4 separate regions of the Mus musculus genome follow, and all the other regions are linked to region 2. The links are chromatin loops, found by intact Hi-C in ENCODE. Cell type or tissue: left cerebral cortex. All regions are shown on one strand.

Evidence for each region. Hi-C counts contacts between places; a loop is a spot of excess contacts. Peaks named below come from ENCODE experiments on the same cell type or tissue, not always from the same donor. Only the 100,000 strongest peaks of a DNase experiment are listed, where the experiment ranks them.
Region 1: it touches region 2 in a loop (2.5-fold over the local background); 17 of 42 quality-filtered maps call a loop at or near these places.
Region 3: it touches region 2 in a loop (2.3-fold over the local background); 15 of 42 quality-filtered maps call a loop at or near these places.
Region 4: a loop joins it to region 2, with 2.0 times the contacts of the local background. A loop is called at or near these places in 2 of 42 quality-filtered maps.

Annotation. Positions count from the first base shown.
Region 1 is chr11:31,368,821-31,376,820 of GRCm38, reverse strand. It overlaps Stc2 (stanniocalcin 2), which reads left to right and starts at 6,760. Exons shown (of 4, transcript NM_011491.3): 1 at 6,760-7,109. The coding sequence starts at 6,959. In left cerebral cortex, a CTCF peak has its summit at 3,130 (motif pointing right); DNase peaks (open chromatin) are centred at 6,684, 7,075, 7,293, 7,827 and 2 more places; H3K4me3 peaks cover 2,753 bases.
Region 2 is chr11:31,610,642-31,618,641 of GRCm38, reverse strand. Gm35063 (a long non-coding RNA gene) reads right to left here and starts at 838. Exons shown (of 3, transcript XR_381134.2): 1 at 651-838; 2 at 47-130. In left cerebral cortex, a CTCF peak has its summit at 3,305 (motif pointing right); DNase peaks (open chromatin) are centred at 1,211, 3,314 and 4,190.
Region 3 is chr11:31,357,983-31,365,982 of GRCm38, reverse strand. Stc2 (stanniocalcin 2) reads left to right here. Exons shown (of 4, transcript NM_011491.3): 3 at 440-651; 4 at 5,455-6,542. The coding sequence ends at 5,839. Among named protein-coding and RNA genes, the nearest start is that of Stc2, 8.1 kb to the left of the region's middle. In left cerebral cortex, no CTCF peak of the experiment used is centred here; a DNase peak (open chromatin) is centred at 3,496.
Region 4 is chr11:30,951,162-30,959,161 of GRCm38, reverse strand. It overlaps Erlec1 (endoplasmic reticulum lectin 1), which reads left to right and starts at 5,031. Exons shown (of 14, transcript NM_025745.3): 1 at 5,031-5,248; 2 at 6,486-6,590; 3 at 7,775-7,855. The coding sequence starts at 5,087. Asb3 (ankyrin repeat and SOCS box-containing 3) reads right to left here and starts at 4,764. Exons shown (of 10, transcript NM_023906.3): 1 at 4,593-4,764. In left cerebral cortex, CTCF peaks have their summits at 4,662 and 5,494; DNase peaks (open chromatin) are centred at 4,752, 5,201 and 5,455; H3K4me3 peaks cover 2,292 bases; H3K27ac peaks cover 1,187 bases.

The sequences.
Region 1 (8,000 bases), 240 kb after region 2:
ATAAAGCTCCTATGTCACATGGGTTTGCTCCCGTGCCGCCTGTTCCCACTAGAGTCCGAATAACACTGAGGAAAAATAAGTAGAGGGCCATGAGAGTTATCTCCCTCGCAGCCTCCTGCTCCGACAGCCAGCAGATTGATGAATCTGAGACAGCTGGAAATGGACAGCATCAGGGGTGAGTGTAGGTCAGGAATGAGTGACGAAGGTGGTCAATGACACAGGGACTCCAACATGCACAGAGCATTCATTTGGGGGTTAGTATTTTGTGTGCAAGAACTAATTGGTCTCATCCTGTCCGCTGCTGCCAGAAGACTCCTGTTTGTTTGTTTCTAACCTGTGAAGGTAAAACTTTATTGTAAAACTTAATCATTTAAATGTGGAAATTTTCCCCAGCATAGTTTCCTAGTTTTGAGAAGATATAAACCTAACATGAGCACTGTTGTATGACTGCATCTAATTGCTCGGCAGTGCGTCAGGTGTGAAACTGGGGAAGACTCATCTCAGCTGTCTCAGATCTCAAGATGGTGACTGCTAGCTCATCATTCTGATTCTTACACAGAATCCATGCTTCCCAAGGCCTTCAACAATCTGTAGCTTTGTTCCGGAGAGACTGATTGTACCCTCTGCTCCATAGCACTGAAGTATGGTTCACAATAAACACCCATGAGGGTGTTCATCAGGACACACTCCTCTGTCTCCGTAGTAGCTGTTCCTTTGCAATTACCTTTGATTGGACTCCCTCCATTGTCCGTTTTAAACTGTGTCAAGTAGATTTTGGTAAGTAAACATCACAGAAGATATAAAGAACACTGGCCTCCATTCTGTTAGGAAGATGGGACGTTCTAAGTTGGTGCTGTAAAATATTTTATGATAAAACTGTTCCTGTTGAATGGCTAACTGGATGAAAATATGGTGCTTGCTCCTTGTCTCTGCCTGCTCACAGAACCGTAAGGTGGATAGTGTCATCTAGGTTGGCATCCAGCTGGCTCATAGCCTAGGACTTGCTCACATGGCTCTTGGTGCCATCGTTATTCCCAGTGTGCAGTACTGCCATTTTTACATTGATCTCATTTGCATTGATCTCTAACAATTGTGCATCTCCCACTGTCAGTCTTCCTCTAGACCATTTTGTACATAGGATTAGAAATTCTACATTCATGGAAATCAAAAGAAATAAGTATGCCCCATAAACACTACCATTTACTCAGAAGTTAAATAAATAAATGCATGTCCAAGGGAGGAGGGGGGGAACAGTGGCCATTAGCTGAAGACTGCAAAGATGGTGTCATCGTCTGTCATACCTTCCTGAGAACAGAGGGGGCACTCTACATGACTCACCAACAGTTTCTTTCTCTCTGCATCATCCTTCCAGATCATTCCATCATCCCTCCTTGGCGTCCCACTTCAGAGATCATTACCATAATTGACAGTAATTGGTGAATAATGATTAAATAAACCCTAGGATGATAAAATGTAAAAGACATAAAAATTAAACCAAGATTCTATGACTTATGCATAGAATACATAGACTTGCCAAATGTCCTACCAAATAATTTTAAGATAGACTTTCACTCTATCCTTTCTTCTAATGTTGTCTTCAGAGGACTTCTAAAAATTGACAAGTCCTGAAGTAGCACTCTTTGTGAATAGAACTGCTGAGAGAGAGAGAGAGAAAGAGAGAGAGGGGGAGAGGGAAAGGGGGAGGGGGAGGGAGAAGGGGAGAGAGAGAGAAAGAGAGAGAGGGGGAGATGGAGAGGGGGAGGGGGAGGGAGAGGGAGGAAGAGGGAGAGGGAGAGGGGGAGGGAGAGGAAGAGGAGGAGGAAGAGGAGGGGGAAGGAAAAGAAGAAACATCTCAAAGGCTCCTGAAGGCATTATGAGGGTTAAATCCCATTAACCAATTTCATCATTTACCAAAGATTTCCAAAGTCAGGCTCATTTGGAAAACAAGCCCCACAAAAAACCTTTTCCTTCATCCATCAGAAATCCAGCATTTCTAAGCTCAAGTTTCAAAACCAGCAAGAAGGACACCACCTCCTCCCAGAACAAGTGTCCCTCTGGCCTCAGCTGTAAAGCCAGGCAGCCCCTTGTTTGGGATATATTTTTTTTTTCCTAAAGTTTGTCTTAGCACACGAGAAGAACGAAAAAGCTCCATCCCAAGGGAAACGGTGATGGTTTCTGGGTCCTGTTGGGGCTTTGTGATGAAACCCTAACACAGCTCAGTCCACAGAAGACACTTGATGGTTACTGTCTTCTCATGCTATCCCAGGAAACAAGTCTGCTGTAAGGGCTACAGTGTCCTTACAGGGACTTTACATGTTTCCTCTATATCATTTGTATCTCTGGCCAATCCAGTGATGGCTTGACTGCTAATAGTACTAATTGATGAGACAGAGGAAATGCCCAGCTCACAAGCAATTTGTTCCAGCACTCTGAAAGCTAGTTAGGGAGCTTAGAATGTATTCTCCTCATAGTATTGTTTAGGCTAGCCAAGAAGCTTTGGGCTCAAGCCATCCCCCTGTCTCCGACACCCAAGTAGCTGAGAATAAAGACATGCAGCACTATGCCCAGCTTTAAAAAAATATTGTAAGTGGTTGGTTTCCAGGCCAGACCCAAAAGCCTTCTTCAGTTGGATGTTGGAGAGCTGAGGTTTAAGGGGGGAAAAGAACAGAAAACATTTTGGAGATTTATTAGTAAGCAAAACCAAATGGGAAAGACTTCGTCACCTTTAATCCTGAAGCCTGGTCAATAAAGCAACCAATGAATGAGGACAAGGGGGAGAATCAGGACTTTTTAAGGGAGACTTCTGCTTATGAGAATTTGGAGAGCCTAATGTAGCAGTTTGACACTTTTTCCAGTTTTACCTCTAACCCCCACCCCTTTTTGTCTTGTTTTCCTTCTTACAAGTATGAAAAAGCAGAGTGCACAGAAGGCGATGGAGGGCAGAGGAAAGATGGAGAATAGAAATGTTTGAGAGAGATGTCCTTCTTTGTGCGCATGAAGTTAAATCATAGCCCTGTGAGAACTGGCTGACCAAGGCGAGCTGGTGTGAAGAAACCGAGCAGACCTTAGGGACGCCTAGTTAATGTTACAGGGCCTAGAAGTGAGTCCACTACTCGGTCAGACAGTACCCTTTCTGGCCATAAGGTGGTGCCATAAGCTCAGCCAGCCTGCCCCTATAGGCTGGGACATTTAGTGGGCGGAGCTCCCCAGTGTGAGCCATGTTCCTCTCTCAGGCTCTGGAACCCTTTAGAAGCCTGGACTAGAGACATGTGTCAACTTATAATCCCTGCCTCAGCAAGCTAGAATGAGCCTGTCTGCTAGACCCCCACCTACTCACATCGGAGCAAGGATACCTTCTGTCCTTCTAGATACTACAACCCACAAAGTTCAACCTATTCCTTTCCACTAACTAGATTCATCTTGTTCCAAAATGTACCCATCCACCCCCAGCTTCCTCTAAGTACTAAGGAGAACCCAATCAAAGAGCATCTTTTGTCACATCTTTAGATACCTATCAAGATGATAGGTCTTCCACAGAGGGTGCAGATATGGCAGCGTGGCCCAGTCTTACCTCGTCTCCCTCTTTAGCACCAAACTAGACAGCCTCCTTCTCAACACAAAACTCACAGTGTCCCTCCTCTTTTCTTGTGTTTTGTCTCCATGGAAACATTCTTCCCCTTGCATCCACTTGGCAATACTCTCCTCTAGCTTTCAACCCAAGCACTTCACTCTTGGACTTGAGTGAGGGCAACTGGTAAAGGGAAAGCAGGGGTCCCGCCCCGCAAGTCTGGCTGTCACAGACAAACCAGTCCTGTCTCAGCAGTTATATGTCTCAAACTGAAGTAGGCCTGTCCACAGACACTGGAGCCCCAAGGGCAGCACTGGCTGGCCAGTTCTTGCTCCTCCAAGTCTTAGGGTGGATGTTAGGGTTAGAGAGATACCAATTTTTCAACCTTGCAATGTGTTTGATGCCTGTGCTTAAGTGCTAGCTTTGTAAGCGTCCTCTATTGTCCCCAGCCCATTCCACTCAACTGCCAAACCCAGCCCGAGGGAGATAAAGGAGTCTGCAGAGAAGAGGGAAATTACAACAAAGACACCAGTGTGATCCATGCCCCACAACATTTGCTCTGGGCCTTTAGAGGATTACTCAGGAAACCTCCCAGTCTGTCTGCAGCCCTGTTGAAATGGACTGGGAGAACATCTTTGTCTGCATGCTTTGGCATTGGCCAGAGATGAAACTTCAAGAACGGATACCCATGTGTGCTTATACCACGCATCTAGCTACTATGTGTTCTTTCCAAAGCAGCAGTAGGTTCAGGGGGAACCATGAAATTCCTTTGAAATGTGAAGTTAAAGCCTCAAGATGATTTTTTTTTTCAAACCATGCAGATCCTCTGAGGGCAGGTGCAGGGCCTCTCTACAATGGAACAAAGTGGGTGGTTTCCCTCTGCTGCCTGAATCTCCAGATTCTGTTTCTCTGATATTTTTGTTCCATGAAAGAGGCCACAGAGAGGTTACCTAGCTCTAAAGTTAAGGCTGAGGGCCACTTGACTCTCCCAGGAAATTTTCGGCCTTAAAGGGTGGGGGCAGACCAAAATGCTGTTCGTTTGTGTGTTTTGTTTTGTTTTGAAGGATGTACAGGAGGGTCTTCATCTCCTAAACTAATAAAGGGAGCTAAATTGACTATTCAAGCAAGCAAGGATGGTCCATCATTATACCCAATATCCACCACTTTCCTCAAAAGATAAATGAGGAAGTCACTGCTATTATAGTGACGAATGGCCAGTTTCTTCCTACCATCGAAGACTAAGAGATTCAAACTGACCATTTCCTGGGGCCGAGAACTGTATGGTACTAAGACAGAAGCTCCAAGAAGTCCTGCCCATTGGAAAGCCCATTCCCAGGGCTCCTTCCTCCTTTCTGAAGCAGCAGTCACCCTGACCCCCAGCTTCTCATTTCCCTCGCTGGAGGGCAGCTGGCACCCAGAGAAGCTGAACAGCTGCGGAAAGACAACCTGCGCGCTCATTTCTATACCCCTCCCCCAGGTGTGTCACACGTAGGCGCAGAAGAGGCTGAGAGCGGGCCTCGCTTCGGAGGCCCAGGGTTGCAGTCGCCGCGGGCGGTGGGTGATGAAACCTCCCAGGCGCATTACTGCAGAATGCGCGGGCGAGCGGGAAGTCGGGCAAGGACGGGGGTTGAGAGTTGGTACCCAGGCTCACCTGTTCTCCAAGACTAGGGTGGGGACTGCGGGGGAGGGGCAAGGAGTGCCAATACCGGACGAGTGCCATGTGGCGCTAGGTGGCAACGCTCGCCTCTCCACCCTCCCCCAATCAAGCTGGCCCCCCGAATTACTCCTTCGGGTTTATGAGGCCAAGAGCAGCAGTTCCTGTCCCGGGCCCAGCGCGAGGGAGACGTGAGCGTGCACACGTACACACACAGCAGGGAGGAAAGACGCTCCCGGCAGCGCCCAACTTTCTCCCCGCTTCCTCCAGCAGCGGAGATTGCAGCTGAAGGCGATCTGATTCTCAGGGTGCTTAAGGAGGGGGCTCCAAGAAGAGGAGAAAAAAATAGAAGGTCCCAAGATTTGGGGGGTGGGGTGCTTTAATTTTACATCAGAGGACTGCAGAGTAGAACAAACAAACAAACAAACAAAACCCGTAAGTGGGCCGAGTGGCATTTGGAGAAAATTGAAGACTGTATTTGGAGACGCCTAAAGTTGCCTGTCAAGCTCTGGCCTCTTGGGCACGCGATGGTCTGTGGCCGCCTGACCCAAGGCTGCCTGGGCCTCCAGGCCACCAGCCAGGAAATGATGCAAATGAATTTTCACCTGGTGAAATGAATTGTCACTTGGATCCCTGAAGCCCAGACAGGAATCCGTCTGGACTGGAGGAGGAGCGAGACGAGACGCCCCAGGTGTTATTGGACCCATCAAATTCAGGCAGAAAGTGGGTAAGTCAATCAGGCCAGCAGCTTCCACGCCTGTCCTCAAGCGCCTTTAAATAAAACAAAAACCAAAAAACCCAAAAAACAAAACAAGCGTCAGGACGCTTAGGAATTCCCACCAGAGTTCAATTTGCTCGCACCATCTCTGTGACCAGGTATCTGTCCTAATCTGTTCAGGTCTCCTGGCTGAGAATGTGACTGTGTTCCAAAGAGGAAACTTTCCCAGCTGGATATGAACCCTGGGGACTCTGTCCCTGTGAAGACCGACTTCTCCTGCCCCCCACCCCCCTTTTTTTAGTTTTTAGTTGCAAGTAGAGTTGGCATCCGCTTTAATTTTTCCCCCTCAGTCCATTCGGCCATTGCCCCGGAGCACACGCGCACGCGTCTCGCACACACACACACACACACACACACACACACACACACACACACACACACACCACGCAAACGCGTGCCATTGCCCCGGAGCACACGCGCACGCGTCTCGCACACACACACACACACACACACACACACACACACACACACACACACACACACACACACACACACACACACACACACACACACACACACCACGCAAACGCGTGGCCGCCGCCAGGTCTGCAACTTTGTGGGGCGATCGCGGAGGCGCTCCGCTTCCTCCCGTAGAAGTTGGCGCAGGCCCCGCCTCCCGCTGTGTTGTCAAACGGGCCGGGGTCTCCGATTGGTCCAGCCTCCGGGACAACACCTGCTCGACTCCTTCATTCAAGTGACACCAGAGCTTCCAGGGATATTTGAGGCACCATCCCTGCTATCGCCGGGCACTCGCGGCGCGGCTAACGGCCTGGTCACATGCTCTCCAGAGAGCTACGGGAGGGCGCTGGGTAACCTCTATCCGAGCCGCGGCGAGGAGGAGGGAAGGGGCCAGCGAGGAGGAAGAGTGGGAGGAGGGGGAAGCGGCGGAGGAGGAAGAGGAGGAGGAGGGGCGCACAAAGAATCCAGGTCTCCAGGCGGGAGGGTGATACCCAGAACCATGTGTGCGGAGCGGCTGGGCCAGTTTGTGACCCTGGCTTTGGTGTTTGCCACCTTGGACCCGGCGCAGGGGACGGACTCCACGAACCCTCCGGAAGGTCCCCAAGACAGGAGCTCGCAGCAGAAAGGCCGTCTGTCCCTGCAGAACACAGGTAAACGCGTGCGCCCTGCAGCCCAGAGCTGCCGGGGGAGAACAGGGTGCATGCTCGCGGCGCGCCGGGTGCCTTTAGCCCCAAGCCGGCGACCCGAGCTCACCCCGGGCGGCACAAACTCTCCGTGGCTCGGGACGTGCAGAGGGAAGAGCGAGGCGAAGCGAGGTCTGGCTCGGGCTGCGAGAGCCGGGGATCGGCACGTGCTAGCAGGGTGATGAAATGGCTGAGGCAAGACTTGTTGCTAGCCTTCCCCGGGGCTGAGGGGAACCGAGGCTGTGCCTGACGCTGCTGCCAGCTCCAGCCAGAGTCCCGGGCCCGGAGCAGGGCGCACTTCGTCACGCCTGGCCCGTGCGAAGTACCAAGGGACCCCAGAGCTGGGCTCGCCCTGCACCCAGAACTTCGTTTCCAAGCCGGCCAGCCTGGCATGTACTGTCTCCGTTTTCTCCAAAGATGCCGGACAGCCCAGAACTTTGCTGGCCAGTTAGGAACTTTTCCTTTGGGGGAGGGGGTTCGCAAAGCGTACCTCTGCTGCTGCAGCCATGCTCCTAGCCAAGTCAGCACGGGAAGAACTGTTGACACGATCCGAATCGTGCGCGGCCCTGCTCACCAGCAAGCTGCAGTGCAAAAGCCTGACGTGTGGCACACGGGGCTGGCCTTCTTCCCAGCTCCCGGGAGAGAAAGAAACGTGTCTGCCGCTCGTCTCCTTACGCCCCCACCCCCGCAATTCCTCGGGGGCCGTGTGAAAGCGGCGGCCGTGGCGTGCGTGCGCTCCTTGCCTGAGCCGGAATGCACAAGTGCTGGTCAGGGTTCTCCAAGTGAGTGATCGCTGCCCTGCTCGCGACCACGCGTGGAGTCAGTTCAGCCTCTCACCCCCGCTTGTCTAGGCGCACA
Region 2 (8,000 bases):
CCAGTGACTCGCAGAGACTTTCCCAGACACACACATGCACACTTACCAGGTTCAGATATCTGGAGTTGGTTTGGGCTGTCCTGAAGTGGAACATGGACAGAAGAGAGGGATGCTGTTGGAATCTCTCATCCTGCACAAGTAAGCAACCCATCCCAAATATCAGCGGCACAGAAGGTAAAGAAAGCTTGGCCTCCCTTGCTAAGCAAGCATCCAAATACCTCCCACATGTTGGCAAGCCTACAGAGTAAGTTTTGCCAGTGACCACCCCCACCCCCAACTAGCTATTTCAGAGAAACTGAGGTAAGAAGTTTCATTGACGTTCACCAGAAGCCAAGGCAAGAAGAGAAGGGTACAGGGCAGGGGTGTAGCTTGGGTGCTTGCCTTGCTTCTAAGAATGCCTGCAACCTAACATAAAACCAGGCAGCAGGATACACAGCTGTAACCCCAGCACTCAGAAGGCAGAGGAACAAAAGTTCAAGGCCATTCTCAGCTAAGTTCAAGGCTAGCCTGGTATACATATGATCCAAACTCAGCTAGAGAAGGCACCAGGGGAGAGGAGGCCTTGTCTGATAAAGTCTAGGTCTCCTGGGCTCATGAAGGACAGGTGATAAAGCCACAGGAAACCACAGTCGAAGGAGCATTAAACCCACATTATACCAAGCCTCACTCCTCAACTGGGCTACACAGCGGGCTGTGTCTGAGTGTTTCCCCTGATAGCTGGTGACTGGCTGCAGCCTGAAGCATTGCCAGAGAAGATTGTACTGAGGTGGCGATCTCAGGAGATCCCAGGAGAGAATCAAAATTCCAGGTTTGAGATATGGGTTCTATCAAAGACATACTACTGGTTTTACACCCTTGAAAAGTAAAATAAAGAAATACAATTTAACAAAACAACAACAACAAAAAAAACCAAAACAAAAACAAGAAAGAAAGAAAGGAAGAAAGAAAGAAAGAAAGAAGGAAAGGAAGGAAGAAAGAAAGAAAGAAGGAAAGAAGGGAAGGAAGGAAGGAAGAAAGAAGGAAAGAAAGAAGGAAAGAAAGGAAGAAAGGAAGAAAGGAAGAAAGAAAGAAAGAACAGAAGGAAGGAAGGAAGGAAGAAGGAAGGAAAGGAAGCTTTGCTGTGGGGAGCCAGCTGTGCCCTCACGTGGCTCAGCTAGGGCCTGGAGAGAGGAACCACCCCTCTCAGCACTCACCCCACATGGGCCCTGCGCCAGGTGCTTTGCGTAATCTAATTCCAAGCATAGCACAGAGCCCCAAGGCTTTCAATCCCACCTTATGGGTGAGGCAATCACAGCTTGGGAAGATTAAGGGACTTGGCTGAAGCCACTGGGAAGTCAGCAGAGGGCTTGAAATTGGAAGCCAGCTTGATCAAAGAGAATTTAGAGTCTCTTTGGAATCTGTTTCTAGGTGGACAAGTGACCTAGATGGGCCAAATGCAACTAGGCAACATTGACTAGATAGATTGGCCCAAGGGGACAGTAAGTAACCCTTGCTCTAGAAGGTCTAGGAAGATCTGGGTTGACAGGCCTGGGGTGGGGGAGGGCTTCTATCATTACCACCACCCCGGACCCCTTTTAGCTGTAAGTAGTGCCCTTGACTAAGTTTGATAGAGTAATCTTGCAGGATTCATCCAAGGACATAAAACCAAGGCCTTTCCTCTCTGAAAGCAGAGCTTGTTTAGACTTGTGTGAACTCGAGAGACTGGGGAGTAGGGACTGGCTATCAATCATCAAGAACATGTCAGGCAATCTTCATGAACCGCTGAGCTGATGCAAGGCCTTCTCTGCAGAATCCTGATTGATCTGGGGCCCCGGGGTTGGTCCAGTGTTTTGTTGGTTTGGTTCTCTGAGACCCTGGGGACAGAAGCCTTGGTTTCATGCAGGTTAGGCAAGCACAGCCTTAGCTCAACTTTATAGACCAGGGGACCAACTTCATAGAAGTTAGACAATTTGCCCTTCCTGGGGCAGAGCCAGAGACACTGGTCCTAGGAGCTACCCCCATACAGTGCTCTGTGCTTGTTGAGATCTGTCACGATTTAGTGGTGAAAGACTAATGTGGGGATTTTATCTCCCCAGCACTGTAGTCAGTGCTGACTCTCCAGGGATCTGGCCACTTTTCCATTACAGCCCCAAGTGCCAGTGTCACAGTCCTGAGGGCCACGCCCAGTGAGTCCCATTAGTAAGGCTGACATTGGCTTCTTCAAAGCCCACACACCAAGACAACCCGGCTCTGCTTTTGTGTGCATTTGTGTCTCCCCTGCACCCCCTTTTTTCTGTCTTGACCCATTCCAAGACCAGGAAATCCTCCCATACAGACATCTGTAGGCTGCTGCTGGGACCAAATTCCTCCTCTCTCATTCCGATGACGAACAGCGGGGGCCACCGTCTAGCAAGAATCTTCCATGAACCTAAGACCCACAACATAACTAGCCTTCTTCAGCTGACGTCATGGTTTTAGCTTCTCTTGGGATTATTCTCCATGCTTCCTTTGTTCCTGCGTCACCTGGTACGGAGCCAACTGCACAATACTCATTGCTCTGAAGGACAAGTAAGTGCCTTTATTCTCGTTGTCTTCAGAGTTCTCGGTGACAGCAACAGGGAAGAAACGGGGTAGCCTAGGAACCTCTCAGAAGCAACCTCAGAAAGGCCTGAGTTTGAATCCACCCCTTTTCTCCTATAAGGCGTGTGAATTCAGACAAGTTACAACAGCCTGCTAAGCTTTCTTTACTCCAAAGCAAAAGGAACGGCCTTCTTGTGAGGCATCATAAGAACAGCGCATGCGCGTGACCCCTGGTAGGTGCATCGAGCGACTGCTTTCGCTTTATCTTTGCCTGTCTTTACTCTCCACTGTAAAGTTATTCCTGAGAATTACACAGCGCATGGACGCTCTGCAGCTCCTTTCTGGCCCGTCTGCACTCTGAAGGATGAGCCTACTATCCTGGCTGTGTGTGACCAAGACAGCTCACACCTCCCATCGAGCAAGCTCTTCCTGGAGTATCGCACAGGGTGGCCAACTCTCAGCTGGGGGCGAGTGGGGGGAGGGTTAGGACTGGATCAGTTTCTTCTACACAGAGAATTTTTCAAAGACATTTCTGTCAATCAGTTGTCTTCATCTCCTCACACATATCCATGACTCCTGTCTCCAACACCAAGAACCCCAGTCCACTCCCTGCAAAATAATACCAACTAATGTTCATATAAAGATTTTTATTTTTTATTTTTAAAAACATACTGTATCTCTCGACTCTATGATGCTTTAGGTCTGGACATTTACTTATAACAGAGCTAGGCTGCAGTACCACTAATGCCCGAAAGGTGGCACCAGCTCACACACTTTGATAAGCTTTTTAGGACTTGAGATGGGTTTCAGGCTGTATAGAAGAAATTAGCTGCATACTTCTTGGCTCTGAGATGCTCAGGAATTTGTGAATAGCCTGTCAGAAGAAGGGAATTGCTGAGCGGACTGCCTTTCCCAAGGCTATAGTTGGCGAAGCACTCTTAAAGTTGATTTACAATGAGAAGTTCTTGAAAGATCCTGTTGTCCACGGTACAATTTAGCCTCCTTTGTCATTGCTGCCAGGCGGTAGTGAGTGAGTGTGCCCAGCTCTTCTTGGGTGACACATCAGGAAAAGCTTCAAGAGCAGTGAGACCCCAGAATGCAGTCGTTTTCTTTTTTAAAAAGAATTAAGAGGCAAGTTCATCTTCCTCCGAAAGAGGTAGACACAGAGCCTCAGAAAGCAGTCCTCAGCAGGGAGACAACTGCCTAAGCTGGATGGGCATTGCTCACCGTGGTGTCTAGGCAGGCAAACCCTACCTTCCTATAAATCCTCCTTTCACAGACAGAGCCTTTTGCATCAATTGTCAAGCAGGTCAGATCAAAAGGCTTTGGGTGGCGCTCACAAAACCACCTCGGCCAACACTGCGTCCACCCATGACTCTAGGTGAACTTCATCAGGAGCTTCTTAGCATCTGCAGCCAGATGAGATGCGGGGCTGCTGAGTTAGAGGATAGCTTTTGCCCGACATTAAGCACGGGCATCTTGAGGTTGCCATTCAGAACACAGTCTCTGCAGAAAACGAGAACTAGCTTGTGGATGACAGAAGCCAGAGATTCGTGTTCCCTTCCTGCCCACGCACACCTTCCCTCTTGCCTCTAGCTCCTAGCGAATTTGCCAGTGGTTTGGAGTGGAGAAGAAATCACATCAGGGGCTCTCAGAAGGAGGTACCAGTCTGTAGTTCTAGAGACTGCAGACACCATGAGAACCCTGGTGCTCTCTATTCACCGGGACATGCTGGGGATGATAGAAGGGCTTGGGCAGTCTGCTGAGACGAATGCACATGCTCTGAGATGAATGCGCATGCTCAAGTATTCTGTCATTCTTTCATCTCTCCGACTCTCATTTAGCCCCTGCCTGGCTTCTGTCCTGCCACGCTGGGCTCCCGGTAGATCACACACTCACACGGAACTACTTTGACAGTAGCAGCTTCAGGCAGCCACTTCATCCTCCTGTGACACTTGGCATTAGGAAGTCAGAGCTGCCTTCCTGCTGACCTTTACCTATGGAGACTCAAAGCCAGGACGTCACTTGACAGCTAGAGAATTGATTCCTTTAGAAGTCAGCACTGGGGTGACATGACAACCAGGCATTTGTTGCCATAGTGGGGTCTTTCTTGTGGGATTTGAGCAGAGCCCATGGTCCTTTCTGTGGCTTGGCTTTCTCACAGCACAGAGCATCAACGCCCCTGCCTTCCCAACATTTCCACACTGAGCTGCACTGTGCTGGTGTGGGACACTGTCGTGGGCGGTAGGGGTGGTTTACACTGCACATCTCAGTTTAAAGATCAGATATGTCTGCCTTCTCTTGTCCTTTCCAAATGATCTCCCAACACATGTGTGTGCAAAACATACACAGACAGACAGACAACACACAGACACATACATGCACAGACTCACACACACAGACATACATCTACATAGGCACACACACATTCACACACACACACATATACACATACATATACACACACATATACATACAGGCACACATATACACAAGCACACATACACACATACACACAAACAACACACAGACACACAGACACATGTATACACAATACACATATACACATACATAACACATATACACACATATACACACATACATACACACACAAACACACACCACACACACACACACACACACACACACACACACACACACACACACACACAGATACACAAATGGCCTCCTCATCTCCTCAGTGGCTAAGGATTTCCCCTTCATTTCCTCAATCCCCACATGACTGACTCTTTTTCTTTTCTTTTCTTTTTTCTTAAAATTAGATATTTTCTTTATTTACATTTGAAATGTTATCCCCTTTTCTAGTTTCTCCTCCAAAAATCCCCTATCTCCTCTCCCCTCCCCCTGGTCCCCAACCCACCCACTCCCATTCCTGGTCCTGGCATTCCCCTATACTGAGACATAGAGTCTTCACAGGACCAAGAGCCTCTCCTCCTATTGATGACCGACTAGGCCAACCTCTGCTACACATATAGCTAGAGCCACAAGTTCCACCATGTGTATTCTTTGATTAGTGGTATAGTTCCAGGGAGCTCTTGGGGTACTGGTTAGTTCGTATTGATGTTCCTCCTATGGGGCTTCAGACTCCTTCAGCTCTCTGGCTCCTTCATTGGGGACCTTTTGCTCCATCCAATGGATGACTGTGAGCATCCACTTCTGTATTTGTTAGGCACTGGCAGAGCCTCGCAGGAAACAGCTATATCAGGCTCCTGTCAGCAGGCTCTTGTTGGCATCTGCTTAGTGACTGGGTTTGGTGGTTGTTTATGGGGTGGATCCCCAAGTTGGGCAGTCTCTGGATGGTCCTTCCTTCAGGCTCTGCTCTGAACTTTGTCTCTGTAACTCCTTCCATGGGTGTTTTGTTCCCCATTCTAAGAAGGAACCACACGTTGGTCTTCCTTCTTTTTGAGTTTCATGTGTTTTGCAAATTGGATCTTGGGTATTCTAAGTTTCTGGGCTATCTTATCTGTGAGTGCATATCATGTGTGTTCTTTTGTGACTGGGTTACCTCACTCAGGATGATATCCTCCAGATCCATCCATTTGCCTAAGAATTTCATAAATTCATTGTTTTTTAATAGCTGAGTAGTTACTCCATTGTGTGAATGTACCACATTTTCTGTATCCATTCCTCTGTTGAGGGGCATCTGGGTTCTTTCCAGTTTCTGGCTATTATAAATAAGGCTGCTATGAACATAGTGGGGCATGTGTCCTTATTACAAGTTGGAACATCTTCTGGGTATATGCCCACGAGAGGTATTGCTGGATCTTCTGGTCCAATTTTCTGAGGAACTGCCAAACTGATTTCCAGAGTTGTTGTACCAGCTTGCAATCCCATCAGCAATGGAAGAGTGTTCCTCTTTCTACACATCCTCTCCAGCATCTGCAGTCACCTGAATTTTTTATCTTCTGACTGATGTGAGGTAGAACCTCAGGATTTTTTTTTATTTGCATTTCCCTGATGATTAAGGATGTTGAACATTTTTTCAGGTGCTTCTCAGCCATTCAGTATTCCTCAGTTGAGAATTCCTTGTTTAGCTCTGTACCCCATTTTTTAATAGGGTTATTTGATTTTCTGGAGTCCAGCTTCTTGAGTTCTTTGTATATATTGGATATTAACCCCTATTGGATTTAGGATTGGTAAAGATTCTTTCCCAATCTGTTGGTGGCCTTTTTGTCTTATTGACAATGTCTTTTGCCTTACAGAAGCTTTGCAATTTTATGAGGTCCCATTTGTCCATTCTTGATCTTACAGCACAAGCCATTGCTGTTCTGTTCTGGAATTTTCCCCCTGTGCCCATATCTTAGAGGCTTTTCCCCAGTTTCTCCTCTATAAGTTTCAGTGTGTCTGGTTTTATGTGGAGGTCCTTGATCCACTTAGACTTGAGCTTTGTACAAGGAGATAAGAATGGATCAATTTGCATTGTTCTACATGATAACCGCCAGTTGTACCAGCACCATTTGTTGAAAATGCTGTCTTTTTTCTACTGGATGGTTTTAGCTCCCTTGACATGACTGACTCTTACAGAGCTGGTAAGCTCTGACTCTGTTCACTAAAGCTTGCCAGGACACACAGGAGAGCCCATATTTTCCTGATTGCCGCCCAGTACCTAAGTGGGCAGGTGTGTTTACCATGTCCTGCTAAAAGATCCCTTATTTGACACACAAATCTTGGGCTCCCATTGCTCCAGGCAAGGGGTGGCTCAGAGATGTGCTTCTGTTCTGTGCCTCTATGTGATGGCTGCTGTCACCATGTCACCAGTAAACCCCCCCCCCCCAAACCTTACTAATGTTTCATGGCTATGGTCAGGACTCTGGCTGACCTTGTAGGAAGTTTCTGCTTCTGCGATAGACTTGAGCTCTGTCCCCTATGGTAGTCACTTGGAAACTGACCTTGGGATTTTTGCTTTAAGCATTGCCCTGCCCCCTCTCCCCCCATCCCCCATGTTTTATTGGCTTCACATAAGTCTTCAAAATGACTCTTTCTTTAGTGACATTCTTTTTTTTTTTACATTTTATATCACTCCCACAAATGGAAAACTATAATCATTTTTCTATAAATAGAAGGCAACCCTAAAATTAAATTCAGTTTCTAAACTACCCTGTGAATTTTTAGCTAACTACTGAAACTTGGACCTGTTCCCACTCTGCACAGGACCTCCTGGGCAAGGGGTGAGATTACTCCAGCTTCATAGTCATTCCCTGAGGCAGTCCTGATAGTGAAAAAGAGAAGAGTGTCTCTAAGGGAGAGGATGCAATTTAACATCCTCCCTGTGTGTTATGTACACTGAGGCCACTGGTGATTTCTGTCTAAATCCATCAGGACCGCAAGGTTCGACTGCAGTAACACACAGCACCTTAAAGCAGAGGTTATTTCATGTATATGTATGCCATGGGTTGGCAAGGTCTCTATTCATTCTTGTG
Region 3 (8,000 bases), 250 kb after region 2:
CAGAAATGCAAGGTTCCAAGATCATGGCCTCCATGGATGGAGAGCAAAAGAGAAGTGTGCTCTCGCTAATACTAGCCAAGGAGTTATGGTCCAATCCCCTGGGGTTCCAGAGAATTTGCTACCGGGCAGCCTCCACCCAGCTGCCTGGAGGAAGCCCCCATTTCAGGAAACCAGAAGAGTAACTGGGATGGGGAGACAGAGATCTGCTAGTGTATCAACCTCACATCCACTCTAGCCTGATGCACGGGGTTTGGGGAGGTGTCATGTCACTTTTGGATGTAGCTCCCATATAGCCTCTCACCTGGAAGTACATCCATTCGAGTGGAACCTTGGGACTCTGAGATCAAAGACTCCTGTGCAAGCCTGAGACTGGCAAGTGTCATCCTGGCTAGTGACGAGCTCTCCTTTGGCCCCTCCCTTCTTTGTCCTCCATCTCCAGGGAAAGTCATTCATCAAGGATGCCCTGAGGTGCAAGGCCCATGCCCTGCGTCATAAATTTGGCTGCATCAGCAGGAAGTGTCCAGCAATTAGGGAAATGGTTTTCCAGTTGCAGAGGGAATGCTATCTGAAGCATGACCTGTGCTCCGCAGCCCAGGAGAACGTCGGTGTGATTGTGGAGATGATTCATTTCAAGGATCTCCTGCTGCATGAGTGAGTAGCGTCCCATCCCCAGGAGAACGGGAGGAAGGGCTGCCTGGCAGTGGGGTCCTGAGGGCTGGAAGTATGTTCAAGGATGCTATTTCTGGAAGTAAACTACCTCCTGGTAGATACAGTTGGGGGAATGCTCCAGAAAGCTAGAAAGCCCCCCAGAAGATCATCAGATTTGAAATTCCCACAAACAGAAACAGATGATTATTTTCCACTCTGCCCCTAGCCAAGTCCCAACTGGTTGCTGTGTGGTCCAAGTAGCTCATGGGTGTCAGTATAGACAGCTGGTACCTGGTTTTGTTTGCTAGATGCTTTGCCAAGGATGTTACCCAGCCCTCACAACAACTCTTTATATCCCCAATTCACAGATGAGAAAACTGAGCCTGCTGAGGTGAATGACACACAGGGAAAAGCAAAGCTAGGGTCTGGCGTCCAGGCAGTGTGGCTACAACATTTACACTCTTAAATGTTCCAATTTGATCCGCAGCCTTTTCGTCTTTCAGAGACTCCCCTTCCCCTTCTCTACTTCTGAAGAAAGCACAAAACAAACATCAGAAACATGCATGCTAAATTGGATTTTAAAAGTCACAATTCAGTGATAAAGCCAAAAACTCTCATTCTTTGAAACTTGCCCCAACTGTAGGATCCTGGATTTTGCAGGGCATTAGAGCAGACTACACCATTGTTTCTAACATGAAATCTGGCCTATAGGCCCCAAAGACAGATACAGATCAAAAGGGAAGCCACCATTGAGCAGACCAGTGCCAGTCACTGCCCCCTCTGTAGCAATGCCTGTCTTTCCAAAGTGACTCATTGGGCCAAATCAGCACAACTTTAGGGACAACCTCCCAGTTATGTCACCAACATATTCCCTGCCTTCACCACACTAATGCCTAGGTTCTATCAGAAGCCCCCTCCTATCTGCCCACTTTATATGGTCGTTAGAAGATTGCAACACCTTGCTTGGTACAATATTGAATTATTCATGGTGAAATTCTGCAAACTGCTCTTTTCAAAAGAAAAATATCTTGCATGGTTTTAGAACCCCATTTAACACTTTACAACATATTTTTATTTTCCCGAATATTTACAAAGCAATGATGTAATAGCAGCAGCAATTGTAATTGTCTTGGATTTCTCTTTGGTGTGCCAGGACCTTGTCTATGGGATATCCCATGGATTACCACGTTTGTCTTTCCAAACTAACTACAAGATTGAAGGTAGCATCTCCATTCCATAGAGAAGGCTGGTGACACTAAGAGCTTGTTTCTTACTTGTGAGATTTGATTCCTACCTTGAAGCCTGGGGAATGGAAATGCAGTCTTCTCTGGCTATGCACTGGGGATGGACGCTTCAAGGCCCTCCCTGACATCAACATCCATGGATGAGAAAGCCTTAGCTATACCAGTGACGTATTTGCATATGACTTAGCATCCTCCCATCTACTCTGGATGAGTGATAATACCTAAAGACAACACAATTGCTGCAAGATGTTAGTCTACAGTGCTTGGGAAATAGTGTCAAGAAAAAAGTCTGCTTCAGCACAGAGCCAAGCAGTCTCTGGAAACAGTGCTCTGGGGTTGGCTAGTTGAATCCACAAGCACTGTATGACTGAAACTGCATCTGAAGAGTAAGTCGGGATGCCTTCTGCCCCGCTCTTCCTTAGCCTGTTCTTGTTAGACCTGATAAGGCTTCTTGGGTCTTCATATGTGACCAGAGCATCTTCCTTTTTTTAATTGCTCCATCATCGTCACCAGAGGGTTAGGGTCTTTTACTTCAAGGTGCTCTTGAAAGAAGTGCATGTTTACAGCCAAGGAACCTCTGAAGGCTCTGTGACTGATTTAAGATGGCTTCTTGACCTTGTGAGTGGGAGGCTGGGCACCTGGTAAACATCTCTGGTAGAGTCCTGGAGTGTGTGAAATGTTGATATCCTCTTAAAAAGGGAAGTCTTTGGGATAGCTTGGAATTTTCAGGTTTGGGGAACACACACCCCACCCTAGAATTTACAAAGGGCTGAAGCACTGTGCTGTTCTAGTGTCTGTGTTCTAGTGTCTGTGTTGTTCTCGTGTCTCTCCCAGAGAAGCATGGCCTCCAGACTCTTTGTTCAAAGGGTCCTGCATGCCATTTAGAATAAGCAATGGTAGCTAACACTGGCCTGCTCTGGAGATGCAGGTGACCCACACCCTGAGGAGAGGCATGGATGTCTTAAGAACACTGCCAGGAGACCACGTGCAGGGCCTACTCCTGCTAAGCCAGTCCTTCTGGGCAGTGGATTGGGCCAAACTCCAGCTACATTCCCTTGAAACCCTCCATTCCCTGTTGCAATGCATCTCTGCAGTGCCTCAACTTCAAGCTGAATTGCCTGAACTTTCCCAAGTTTTCAACCAGTTTAACTGGCTAAAGGACACTTTGAGCCCTAAAATACCAAGAAAGTCATCTCTGAGTGTGTGGCAAGAGTCATGAACACTAGAATGTGAGCCAACTTTGCTTTTTCACGCTAAAGAGGAGGAAGTCGGTTGCTGCAGAATCCAAACCATTCCATCCTCTCTTGGGCTCATGTTGGGAGCAGGTTACAGCAGCAGTGGCCAGTCTGCTGCAAGCTGCCCCTGTCAGTGTGCCTATCTACCCCACTTTTTCCTTATGGTCTGCCTCCTCCTAGCTGTGACCATCTCCCTTGGTCTCTGCACACCCTGTCACCAGGTACTGGCAGCCACCAAGGGTTTGGAGCCTCAGGCACATCCCCCTCCTTCAGCCTTGTTGACACTCAGTTGAGTGCTGGATTTTGTCATCAGACAGGCTCAGCCTGCAGCATGAGAAGGCACCTTGCCAACCCAAAGCACGGTTTAAATTAACTTACTTGGCCACACACACCCTCCCCACAGGGCTCAGCTTCCTCCCTGAGAGAGAAGACAGAGCAAGCCCAAGAGTGGAGGACTAGTCAGTCCTGCCTTGGAGGCCAGTGTCTGCCTTGAAGGTCCGGGATCCAATGGTAGATACACGTGATGGGAAAGGCACCAGAGACAACTGTATTCCCAGGAGAGTTTCATTTAAGAAGCATAAAGGGGAGAGTCAGTTCAGATTCTGATAGAGTCAGCAAGTGAGTGAACATCTTCTTCCATTTTGTAGACAGACTCAGTAGACTTGAGCTTCATAAAATAGTGTTTGCTTCCAAAAGGTGGAAGGATATGAGCAATCTCAGCATCCCTTTCTGGGTACCTTCCTCCTCAAAGGGCTCAATGAGACAGGGTGAAACTATCCTTTACCACTGGCAGAGGCCTGCTGGAGAGAGCCTCAGGACCTAGCCCACCAGCTGGGCACAAACTGAAGCCTAAGGAGTAATGTAGTCTTCAAAACAGCCAGCTCCAGAATGCTCCTTTGGGCTGTTCTCAGGCCAGGAAGTATGCCCAAGTGTTCCCAGAGGGAACTTTCCTTTCACACTCTTTCTGGCTCTTACATCCTCAAAGTAAGGACAACTCAATCCTATTTGAGGAGCAACTAGCAAATGGCAGTGACTATAGCACACATAACAGACACTGCTTTTTCTACAGAGCAACAGTTGCCAACTTGCAGGGGAAGTTTACACACACTCTAGGGTAGCCATCCAAGAGTCAAGTCAAGTCTCAAGGAGGAAAGAACCCTTGCTCCTTATAAATGGCTGCACATCCCATGGTGACTTCCCTATCGGGGGAGCGGGAGGGGGGGTAGCTGTATGTCCTAGGCAGATATGTCCAGGACGTATACTGGCTAGAGACTGCTTAATTCTAGTTAGCCACACAGAGTCACACAAAGCATCCCACATTCTTTCTGGAGTCCAAAGAGGCCAGTGAGAGTTAAGAAAACCTCAGTGGATAGGTCCTGAGAACTCGCTGATGGAGACATATTCTACCAAGAAAGCCTATAAATATAAAGAGTGCGCACACTTCCTCTGCCCCCTGGAGCGAAGTCCTCCACCTGTTTGGCTAAAGAAGAACTCAGGCTGTCTGTCATTGGCTTCAGTGCAGGTGGAGAGCACATCTCTGAGCCCCCCACAGACCTTGTTTGCCTCACAGAGCTGTTTTCCTTCTGGACACAGGCACCCTGACAGCCAGCCCACACACCAGTGAAAGGGGAGTCCTGGCTGACTGAGGGCTATGGACCACATGTTAACTCCCTGCTACCTGCAAAGGGAGATGACACCACAGGGACCTGTCATCCATCCCCAGCACATCTCAGTCCTTCGCAGACTCCCTAGACAGGCATACCCAGCAGCTTTCCAGAAAGCCCTCCATTGTAAGCATAAGCCCGGAGCACACAGGCAGGGAAAGTGGCATTGGGAGTGCCTCACTGACAATACCTATGAAGGGCAAGGTACCTCTGGGGTCTCCTGAAGGCTGCTCAAGAGCTCCTTAGTCCAACACTTGCTGAATTTTTCACTGAACTCACACACACACACATGAATTTGATATTGAAGGACCTCCACCACTTACTAAAACTCACCAGTTTCTGCAGCTTGGATGTGCCCAAGGTATGGTCTCTGTTCACACAGCTCGTCTGCCTGGAATTGCTACCTTAAATTAATGTGCTAGCCCTTGGCTTTCCTTCTGTGTATCCACACACTGTCAATGGCCCCTTTTCCTAGGGCTCTACACCCATCTGAGGAGCAAGAACCTGCCTTACTACCCTCAGTTGCCTGCTATGGAACCAAGGCCACAAAGATCACCCAAATTAAACAGTGTCTCCCTCTTTCTTGACCTAGTCCCAACTCCCCAGGGCTCCTTTAGGTCATACTCCATTCTTAACTCTTTCTGCTTCGGCTCTCATCTCTAGGCCCTATGTGGACCTTGTGAACCTGCTGCTGACCTGCGGGGAAGATGTGAAGGAGGCAGTCACCCGCAGCGTCCAGGCTCAGTGTGAACAGAGCTGGGGAGGCCTCTGCTCCATCCTGAGTTTCTGCACCTCCAATATACAGAGACCTCCCACGGCAGCCCCAGAGCATCAGCCCCTGGCAGACAGGGCTCAGCTCTCCAGGCCTCACCACCGGGACACAGACCATCACCTAACAGCCAACAGAGGTGCCAAGGGTGAGCGAGGGAGCAAAAGCCACCCGAATGCCCATGCTCGAGGCAGAACCGGTGGCCAGAGCGCTCAGGGACCCTCTGGAAGCAGTGAGTGGGAGGATGAACAGTCTGAGTATTCCGACATCCGGAGGTGAAATGAAAACCGGGCCATGAAAGCTTTCCTCCAGGCTGTCCATTTTCTTATCTATGGACATTCCAAAACATTTACATTAAAGAGGGGGGATGTCACACGCTGGATGTGTGCAAATTGTGGACTTCGTGCAGGTGTGTGAACAGGTGAGATGAAGATTCCCGGGCAGCAAGGTCTCGAGTGCCTGGTGGGTTGGCACCTGTGTAAGCTTATTGGCGGGAGTGTTGTATTGAATCGGCCGTGTAACTGTCTCTTCGGTCTGTGGAGTTAGTTGGTGGCTTAAGTATGGTCTGTTGGGGGGAGGTCAGCCGGGGAGGGAAGGGGCCACAGGTGGGTGGTAAACCCTCCCCCACAGTTCCCAGTACTGTCTGCACAGAGCAGGGGCTGGGTTCTGGGGTAGGGCTGAGTGGAGATACAGCTGACAAGGCAGAGAGAGCAGAGAGGAGGAAGGGCTTAGCCCCACTCAGTCCCAAACCGGAAGTTTAGTGTCGTGCATGGGATCTAGTGTTTCAGAGCTGCTGGAGGGGACATGGATGGTACATTTTCTGTGTGTCATTTCTGAGCCATTGTTCTGTCTGGGGGACACTGAAGGAGTGGCCCTGTTTGTTTATTTTTGACCACTGTTTCAAGTCTCCATTTTACTTTTTTTTTTTTTAAATCAACTGACATCTATGTGTCTGTCATCTAAATAAATGGCTTTCAAACCAAACAACTGGGTCACAAAAACCAGGTTAGAGAAGGAAGAAAACCAAACCAACCCTAGCCCACCTCTGGAGGGTAATTTTTTGTGAGGTGTTTTTTTTTTTTTTTAAAGAGCTCAAGCAGCAGCACTGCCTACATGGGCGTCGTTTCTTTCCCACCCCTGAGCACTACCCACCCCTCTTCCCACCCCTGCCCCCAGCAGCAGCCCCTGAACAGCAGCACTGCCCACGTGGTGTCTCTTCCCCACCCCTGCCCCCAACAGCCGGATACCTAGAGGGAGACTTTCACACACAGCCTTTCTTTAGAGGTTTGCTATCTCAGCTTGATCCCAGTCAAGGTCCATGAGCCTGTACGTTGGATCGGTACAGCCAAGTTGGAATTCAACTTTGTGGCCTCCGCAGTCCTCAAAGAGGGAGAAGAGAGGAAGGCATCCGGACCGCTAAGGAAACCGTTGCCTGTGGGGAATGTCACTCTCAGCATACTTGGACGAGTAGCTTATTCTCCATGGCCAAAGTGGAAACTTAACAACAAGGAGAGAGGTGTGGATAGACAAAAGAAAAGTCAAAGGGGAAAGAAGGGACTTCACAGGTTCTCAACATCATAATCTCCTTCCTCTTTGGCTGACACAGTCTTTTGGCAGCCAGTGTTAGAGAAGTGGAGGGTATCCTGGGCCAGGTCTCCAGAGCAAGGCTCGGCCAACTTTTTCTACGAAGGGCCAAATAGTAATTAGGGAGTTTCAATTCGGCAAGCTGCATGGTTTCTGCTGCCGATAGCCAGATCTGCCATCATAGCACAAAAGCACCCTCTGCCACACAGATTTGGCTCTGTTCCACTAAGGTTCTCTTCAGCAGGCCCCCAGCTGGATGTGTCCCAGACCATAGGTAGCATGCTCCCTGTTCTAGGGAGCAGGGTGAAAAGCATGCATTCTGACCTACCTACCCAACTACCCTTCTTCTCCCTGGCAGGCCCCTGAGGCCGCAGAAGGCCATGATTCTCTAAGCACTTCCCCCAAACTCAGCTGGTGTCTCTGTATAAAGGACCTCCATCTCTCATAGGCTATGCTTTGGGGAGGGAAGAGCTGGCGACATGCTAGGAAAACCCCAGAAAGGTATGAGACTGCAGAGAAGAGAGTGTGCATTTAGTCAGTTCTGCCCGGAAGGAAGGAAGCCCAACATGCCAGGCTTTGCCACAGGAAATGAATATAGATCGTAGCACTCTTGTGCCATGTGCCTGCGTGGCACCTTGACTCTTTCTGCTTACATCACTCACAAACATTCTCCATTCTTTCTGGCTCAGCTGCTCACTTGTCCCAGAGTCTGAACTGGGTTTTTCAGTGTCTTGTGCTCACCTACTGATGTTCTATTTGTTGTTCCTACTGTAAATATTCATCGTTCCTATTTATTATCTCTGTTTCCACCCCCCCAAAGGCATAAAATCACTTCCTCTGTTCATTTGAACCCACT
Region 4 (8,000 bases), 660 kb after region 2:
CTATTAATGACTGTTTCTTTTTTTTTTTTTAGAGGATATGTGACTTTTTATATCGTTAATCTGATCCTAATTTAATTTTGGTACCTGGTATCTGTCTAGAAAATTGTCCATTTCATCCAGGTTTTCCAGTTGTGTTGAGATACTGCCCCTATGCCCTCTAGTTAATCTGGCTAATGGTTTATCTATCTTGTTGATTTTCTAAAAAAAACAGCTCCTGGTTTGGTTGATTCTTTGTATAGCTGTTTTTGTTTCTACTTGGTTGATTTCAGCCCTGAGTTTGATTATTTCCTGCGGTGTACTCCTCTTGGGAGAATTTGCTTCCTTTTGTTCTAGAGCTCTCAGGTGTGCTGTTAAGCTGCTAATGTGTGCTCTCTCCATTTTCTTTTGGGGACAGTCAAAGCTATGAGTTTCCTCTTAGGAATGCATTCATTGTGTTCCATAAGTTTGGGTATGTTGTGGCTTCATTTTCATTAAACTCTAAAAAGTCTTTAATTTCTTTATTTCTTCCTTGACCAAGTTATAATTGAGTAGAGTGTTGTTCAGCTTCCACATCAATGTTGGCTTTCTATTATTTATATTGTTATTAAAGATCAGCCTTAGTCCGTGGTCATCTGATAGGATGCATGTGATTCTTTCAATCTTCTTGTATCTGCTGAGGCCTGTTTTGTGACTGTTTATATGGTCAATTTTGGAGAATGTTCCATGAGGTGCTGAGAAGAAGGTCTATCCTTTTGTTTTAGGATAAAATGTTCTATAGATATCTGTTAAATCCATTTGTTTCATAACTTCTGTTAGTTTCACTTTGTCTTTGTTTAGTTTCTGTTTCCAGGATCTGTCCATTGATGAGAGTGGGGTGTTAAAGTCTCCCACTATTACTGTGTGTGGTGCAATGTGTGCTTTGAACTTTACTAAAGTTTCTTTAATGAATGTGGATGCCCTTGCATTTGGAGCATAAATATTCAGAATTGAGAGTTCCTCTTGGAAGATTTTACCTTCGATGAGTATGAAGTACCCCTCCTTCTCTTATTTGATAACTTTGGGTTGGAAGTCGATTTTATTTGGTATTAGAATGGCTACTCTATCTTGTTTCTTTGGACCGTTTACTTGGAAAATTGTTTTCCAGCCTTTTACTTTGAGGTAGTGTCTCTCTTTGTCCCTGAGGTGGGTTTCCTGTATGCAGCAAAATTTGGGTTCCTGTTTTTGTAGCCAGTCTGTTAGTCTATGCCTTTTTATTAGGGAATTGAGTCCATTACTATTAAGAGATATTAAGGAAAATTCATTGTTGCTGTTATTTTTGTTGTAAGTGTTGGGATTCTGTTCATGTGGCTATCTTCTTTTAGGTTTCATGCTTTTTCTAGGGTGTAGTTTTCCTCCTTGTGTTGGAATTTTCCCTTTATTATCCTTTGAAGAGCTGGATTTGTGGAAAGATAGTGTGCAAACTTGGTTTGGTCATGGAATACTTTGGTTTCTCCATCTACAGTAATTCTCTCAATTGGGTATAGTAGCCAGGGCTGGCATTTGTGTTCTCTCTGGGTCTGTATACATCTGTCCAGGATCTTCTGGCTTTCATAGTCTCTGGGGAGAAGTCTGGTGTAATTCTAATAGGTCTGCCTTTATATGTTACTTGACCTTTTTCCCATACTGCTTTTAATATTCTATCTTTGTTGAGTACATTTAGTGTTTTGATTATTATGTGTCAGGAGGGATTTCTTTTCTGGTACAAACTATTTGGAGTTCTGTAGACTTCTTGTATGTTCATGAGCATCTTTTTCTTTATGTTAGGGAAGTTTTCCTCTATAATTTTGTTGAAGATATTTACTGGCCCTTTAATTTGAAAATCTTAATTCTCATCTATACCTATTATCCTTAGGTTTGATCTTTTCATTGTGTCCTGGATTTCCTGGATTTTTTGAGTTAAGATCTCTTTGCATTTTGCATTTTCTTTGATTGCTGTGTCCATGTTTTCTATGGAATCTTCTGCACCTGAGATTCTCTCTTCCATTTCTTGTACTCTGTTGTTGATGCTTGCATCTATGGCTCCTGATTTCTTTCCTAGGATTTCTATCTCCAGATTTGTCTACCTTTGTAATTTCTTTATTGTTTCTAGTTCCATTTTATATCCTGGATGGTTTTGTTCAGTTCCTTCACCTGTATGCATGTGTGTTCCTGTAATTCTTTAAGGGATTTTTGTGTTTCCTCTTTGAGGGCTTCTACTTGTTTACCTGTGTTCTCCTATATTTCTTTAAGGGAGTTATTTATGTCCTTCTTAAAGTCCTCCATCATCATCATGAGAAGTGACTTTAGATCCATTTCTTGCTTTTCTGGTGTGATGGTATATACATGACTTGCTATGATGGGTTCTGATGATGCTAAGTAACCTTGGTTTGTTGTTTCTGTTCTTATGCTTGCCTCACACGATCTGATTATCTCCTGTGCTCCCTGCCCTCCATATATCTGATTGTTGCCTGTCCTCTCTGTAATCCTGTCTCAGTCAGAAATCCTAAGACTCCAGGTTTCTCTGTGATTCTGAGATTCTGGGTGTGTCAGAGTTCTTGGCAGTCAAGCTTCCTCTGAGACCCTGAGATCTTCACGTGACCAAGATCTTCACGTGACCAAGCTCTTTGGGATCCCAGGATCCTAAGATTCTGGACGTGTTAGAGCCCCTGGAAGTGGTACCTCCTGTGGGGGGCATGGAGCTGTCCACTGAGATCGAAACCAAGGTAGACCAGTGCCGACTAGAAGGAACCTGAGCCACTGGTCGGGCAAGGTTCCTATGTCCCTGCTCCTGCTGGGCCCAGGCACTCCTGGTGGTGTTGGAACAGATGTTGTGTTCTACTGACCAGTGATCCTAAGATCCTGGGCGTGCTAGGGCACCTGGAGAATGGAGAGTCCTCAGGGGACCGTGGGACTGTCTGCCGAGTTTGTGCCCAAGGTGGCCGCAGCAGAAGTATTTATAGTCATATTATGATTAGCAGAAACTAAATAATAAATGTTAGGTATTATTCTATCTAGTTAGAAATTTTTATGAGACTATGATGATGATGTGTTTTGTGTTGTGCATATCTATGCATGTGTCAGATCTCAAAATGCAGTTACAGATGGTTGGAGCCTGCCTCCTTGTGAGTGCTGGGACCACCAGTCCTCTAGAAGAGCAGCCAGTACTCTTAGTAACTGGACCATTTCTCTAGCCCCTAGTTCATAATTATTCATTTGTAGTATCTCAATGATAGAAAATGAGATACAAATGACAGGAGCCCATTTACTCTCTAGCTTACCAATCCCAATGCCTGACACACATTAAACATTATGATGAGCTAATGCAATGAACAAAACATCAGTTCTAGAACAATATTGTTTTAATAGTGTGAGTCTTTACCTTAAAGAAAACTTACAAAGCTGAAAAACGGACTGCTCTTCCTGCTTTTTGATTTGGTTCAAATTTGAGTGTGGGGATATGACAGCCAGCCTTAATCTAGTGGCACTATGTTTTTACCCACTGAAAAATGAACTGCTCTATCTCAGTCATTAGAGTAGAAGTCCTCTGTGATGACTGACGAAACTTAACGTGGAGCCAGGCTTCCCTTAACTGGCCAATGAGTCTTTTGCTCTGGAATGCCTGGGAGATCCTAATGGATAGATAAGAATCAGACAATGGGGCTATAAAGCATTAAAGGCTGCTTGCCTTTTGTAAAACTTACTATCGCTTTGGGGAAGGGATAAAATGGTTTTTTTTTTTTTATTACTGTATAATGAGAAAGTAAGAAACAACTGAGAGAAGTGAGACAATTTTCCTGATCAGATGTAGACTCCATGGATATCAGTAATCCATGTAATTCAGATGTCCTCCTTAAAGCCCCACCTTAATTCACCTTTTGCATGGTGGGCTGTATTTGCTCTATGGCTCCCTTCCTTCTGCCAACAGTAAGAATAAGTTCATTTAGTCTAAATTTGAATTGAGTCTAAGTCTCTTCTCCCAGTGGATTTTAACACCACAACATGGGCAGTCCTTACCAAATGTTCTATGGCAAACACTGTAAAATTATTACACAGGAGATGAAAAAAAATGTGGACATTATTTTCTTTTTTCAAGAAGGGGACAAAAACCAAAACTTTCTGTCTATATTCAGTCTGCTGTAACTTGATTCATAACTTCACATTCACCTGGCTCTGGCCTTGACATAAACTTTCTGGACTTAAGTAAAATAACAACAGTCCAACACTTGAGTCAAGGGAGGGAAAACTTCTCCTGAAGTAAAAATGCAGGACTGTACGCGCCTAGCCACCCAACAAATCTATGCCAAAGTCGAAGGACGTGGCAGGTGTCACTGGGGGTGTCCCCAAACACACAGCATCTGAGACAGACGTGACAACAGTCGCCATCAAAAGAAACTAAGAGAAGCTTCTGGAGAGAAGATGGAGAGTGCAAATAGCAAAAGACTGGAGGGTAGGCAGCTCAGTCGGAACTGTAAGTTCTACTTCGACTCTGCACAGCTCGGTTCTCTACTTGCTTTCTGAGAGCGGGCCGCCGCCCACTCACCCCCAAATCCCGAGAGTCCCTAGCGGCTGGACTGAGCGCGCGGGCCAGGACTCACCTGGCCGGGCCGCTTCGTCCAAGCGCCGTCTCCAGACCCGTTCAACCGGCGTCAGTCCCGGGCCTCTGCGTTTGAGTCCAACCGCTAGGATGCTACAGCAGCAACGCAATGCAACGCGACCCAAGCGCGGGCTTCCGTAGGCCACCGACTCAACAACCCCGGATGTTGATGTGCTGCCTGCCCCGGAAGCGGTGGCCCCAAGCCCTTGTAAGGCGGAGGCGGCTTTGCCCAGCCGTCTGCAAGGAGACGTGGCGGCGGCGGTTGGGTCCCCTGCACTAAGGACGCTTTGTAGTACCTCCTCTTCTTCCTCCTCCTCCTCCTCCTCCTCCTCCTCCTCCTCCTCCTCCTCCTCCTCCTCCTCCTCCTCCTCCTCCTCCTCCTCCTCCTCCCCCTCCTCCTCCCCCTCCTCCTCCCCCCCTTCCTCCCCCTCCTCCTCCCCTCCTCCTGTTCTCCTCTGGTAGAGGAGGTTGTGACGGTGGCTGGAGGACGCGGCAATGGAGGAAGGAGACGGCGGCTTGCGGAGCCTGGTCCCCGGAGGGCCACTGTTGCTGGTTCTGTACGGTCTCCTGGAGGCGTCCGGCGGCGGCCGAGCGCTGCCCCAGCTCAGCGACGACATCCCCTTCCGAGTCAACTGGCCTGGTACCGAGTTCTCTCTGGTCAGTGCCCTCACGAGCCGCAGCCTTCTCCCCTCTTTCTGGCACGAAGCATTCGGGCCAGCCCTCGATTCCTTAGCTTTTTCTTCCAGAACCTTTTTTTCCCAAGCATTTATCGACCCCAAGCCTAAGTGTGTTCGTTCATTCATTAATTCGTTTAGCACACTAAGTGGATATGCCCTCCATACTAACTAGGAGATCAGCGGTCACTTCATCTCCCTCCTTTAAATCTCATTACGTTAGATCTGGCTTCTCTACAGCCCCACTCTGTGGAGGAAGTTTTAGAATTAACTAGCACATCACCCTACCCGCACAACCGTCCAACAGACAGGAGTCCCATCTCTATTCATTCTTTCTCTCCAACACACACTTAAAAACGACGTATACAGCTTCTGAGAATCTTTTCCCTTAAGGCATTTGAGAGGGCTATTTGGTTTGGAAGATATTAGTGAGCTTATATGCGGAATACTACTGGCCATGCAGAATAGACTAGAGGCTTGAATGTATTACCACTATTATTTAGGACTCTAGAACATGAGATTAAAAAGGATTTTATGATCGTTAATTAATGTGTATTGTGTAAAAAGGCAAGAATGAAAGAGCCAGTGGCTGTGAGGCTCCCAATGTGAGAACTGGGAACTGTACTCACCCCTCCGAGAAGAGTAATAATGTGTTTTTAATTTCTGTGGCATCTCTCCAGTCCTAGAATACGAGATTTTGGTGTATAATCTAACAAGAATGGAAATTCAGTTTTGAATGATTGTAGTGCTGAAATGTCTATCCATGTGTAACTACTACAGACAAATTTACCACACACCTAGATCTGGATTCCATTGCCAGCACCGCCAAAAAAGTAAACAAGTGCAAACTAGAACTTAAACAGATCCGCCTGCCACGGCCTCCTGAGGGCGGGGCTTAAAGGTGTGTGCCACAATGTATAGCCTCAATGTATGTATTAATTAGCATTTAAACTTCAATCTATTGCCTTACTAGTTTTCTTTTACAGCCCAAACTTTATCTTTTCTGTTAGATAGGACAACAGTATACAGTTTTTAATTTCCTCCTTATCATTTAAAGATGTTTACACTATTTTGCCTACATCTGAAAATGTGCTTTAACAATCTTCAGTAGAACTGGTCAATTTACTTGAGGAACCTTTGTTCTAAAGAGCACTGAATGTATTCAGGGTAAAGCACCTTAACTGACAAAAAATAATGTATGCTTTTGATTCTGTTTCTAGCCTACAACTGGAGTTTTGTATAAAGAAGATAATTACATCATCATGACAACTGCTCATAAAGAAAAATACAAATGTATACTTCCACTTGTGACAAGTGGGGATGAGGTATGTTTTTTATACATATATTGCTGATCTCTCTAACTAAAGATGCATTTTACAGCCTTATGATCATATATTAAAATAAGTAACAAGCGTCTCAACAGCCTTGTAGCAAAAAATATTAAATTGGGAATTTATTTTAGAAAAATTAGCAACCAGGCAAGTGTGATGTTCACACCTCTAATCTCAACACTAAGAGGTTCAGGCAGAAGAATTACCATGAATTTAAGGCCAGGCTGGACAGACACATTGTGAGACCTTGTCTAAAATTACAAATGGGAGAGAGGAATTAGTTACTAATGTTTTGAATAAAAAGCTAACTCTTTGCTTGTTTTCCTTTATAGAAATGGTGTTTGTGGAACACAATACAGCTTTTAATGTAAACATAGTGCTTTCATAAAGAATTTTTTATAATAAATAATTCTCCAGGTTCCTTATACTTTCTCACTACCTCAGCGCATGCCCTTTTCTTCCTCCTAAAACAACCTAACTCCTCTTAGCCATCCTTCAGGGCGATGACTTCTTTCCCGATGAGGCAGGAGAAGCAACATAGTAAGGTGTAAAAGACAACAGCCTAGAGCCAGGAGGCTGAGGTATAGGCTACGGTTAGCTGTGCATCCCTGGACCAATTAGAAACTCAGTTCCTCTACCCAATGCATTGATTAAGCCAATTTACATTTTCATGGTCTGCAAAGTAGAAATATTAGACTCAGGGCTTTTCTTAAGTTTTTTCCATATTTGAAGTCTGTCCAAGGCAGCTATCCCATGCTGTTTTAAACCCCCTTAAAACAAAATCCACCCACATGTGTGGCTCAAGCCTGAAGTATAAAAATATGAAGGAAACTGAAAAGCACCATTCCACAATAGAACCATTCTAAGACTTTAATAGCTAGAATTTAGGGGGGAATATGGGTGATTAAAAATTCTGAAATAAGTCTACAAGGATTGTCAGAAAACTGATACTTCAGAACCTTTTTAAAAAGAGAATGAAGTGCTATAGAAGGTTTTTCTGTGGCTTCATACTTCAGTTCATTTAAAAGAAGTAACATCCCATACGTTCTTGTTCAAGTTGTTAGCTCTTTTTTTCTTTTATTTCCAAGCATTTGTGATTCAACCATTGAATTCATACCCAACCAGCAGGGTTGGATGAAGTTCTAGGAAAGCTGTGTATTAAGCTTATTTTTTTCTAGGAAGAAGAAAAGGATTACAAAGGCCCCAATCCAAGAGAGCTTTTGGAACCACTATTTAAACAAAGCAGTTGTTCCTACAGAGTAAGTATTTTATGTGCATTTGAAAGTAAGTCTTTAGCAGCCAGTAGACGCTTAAAATGGCTTTTCTTCGTTTATTAGGGTATGACACCCTTTAAGTTGGGCACAAGTCTTACTGCTTAATAGTATGTTGTTCATTTAAATTCTT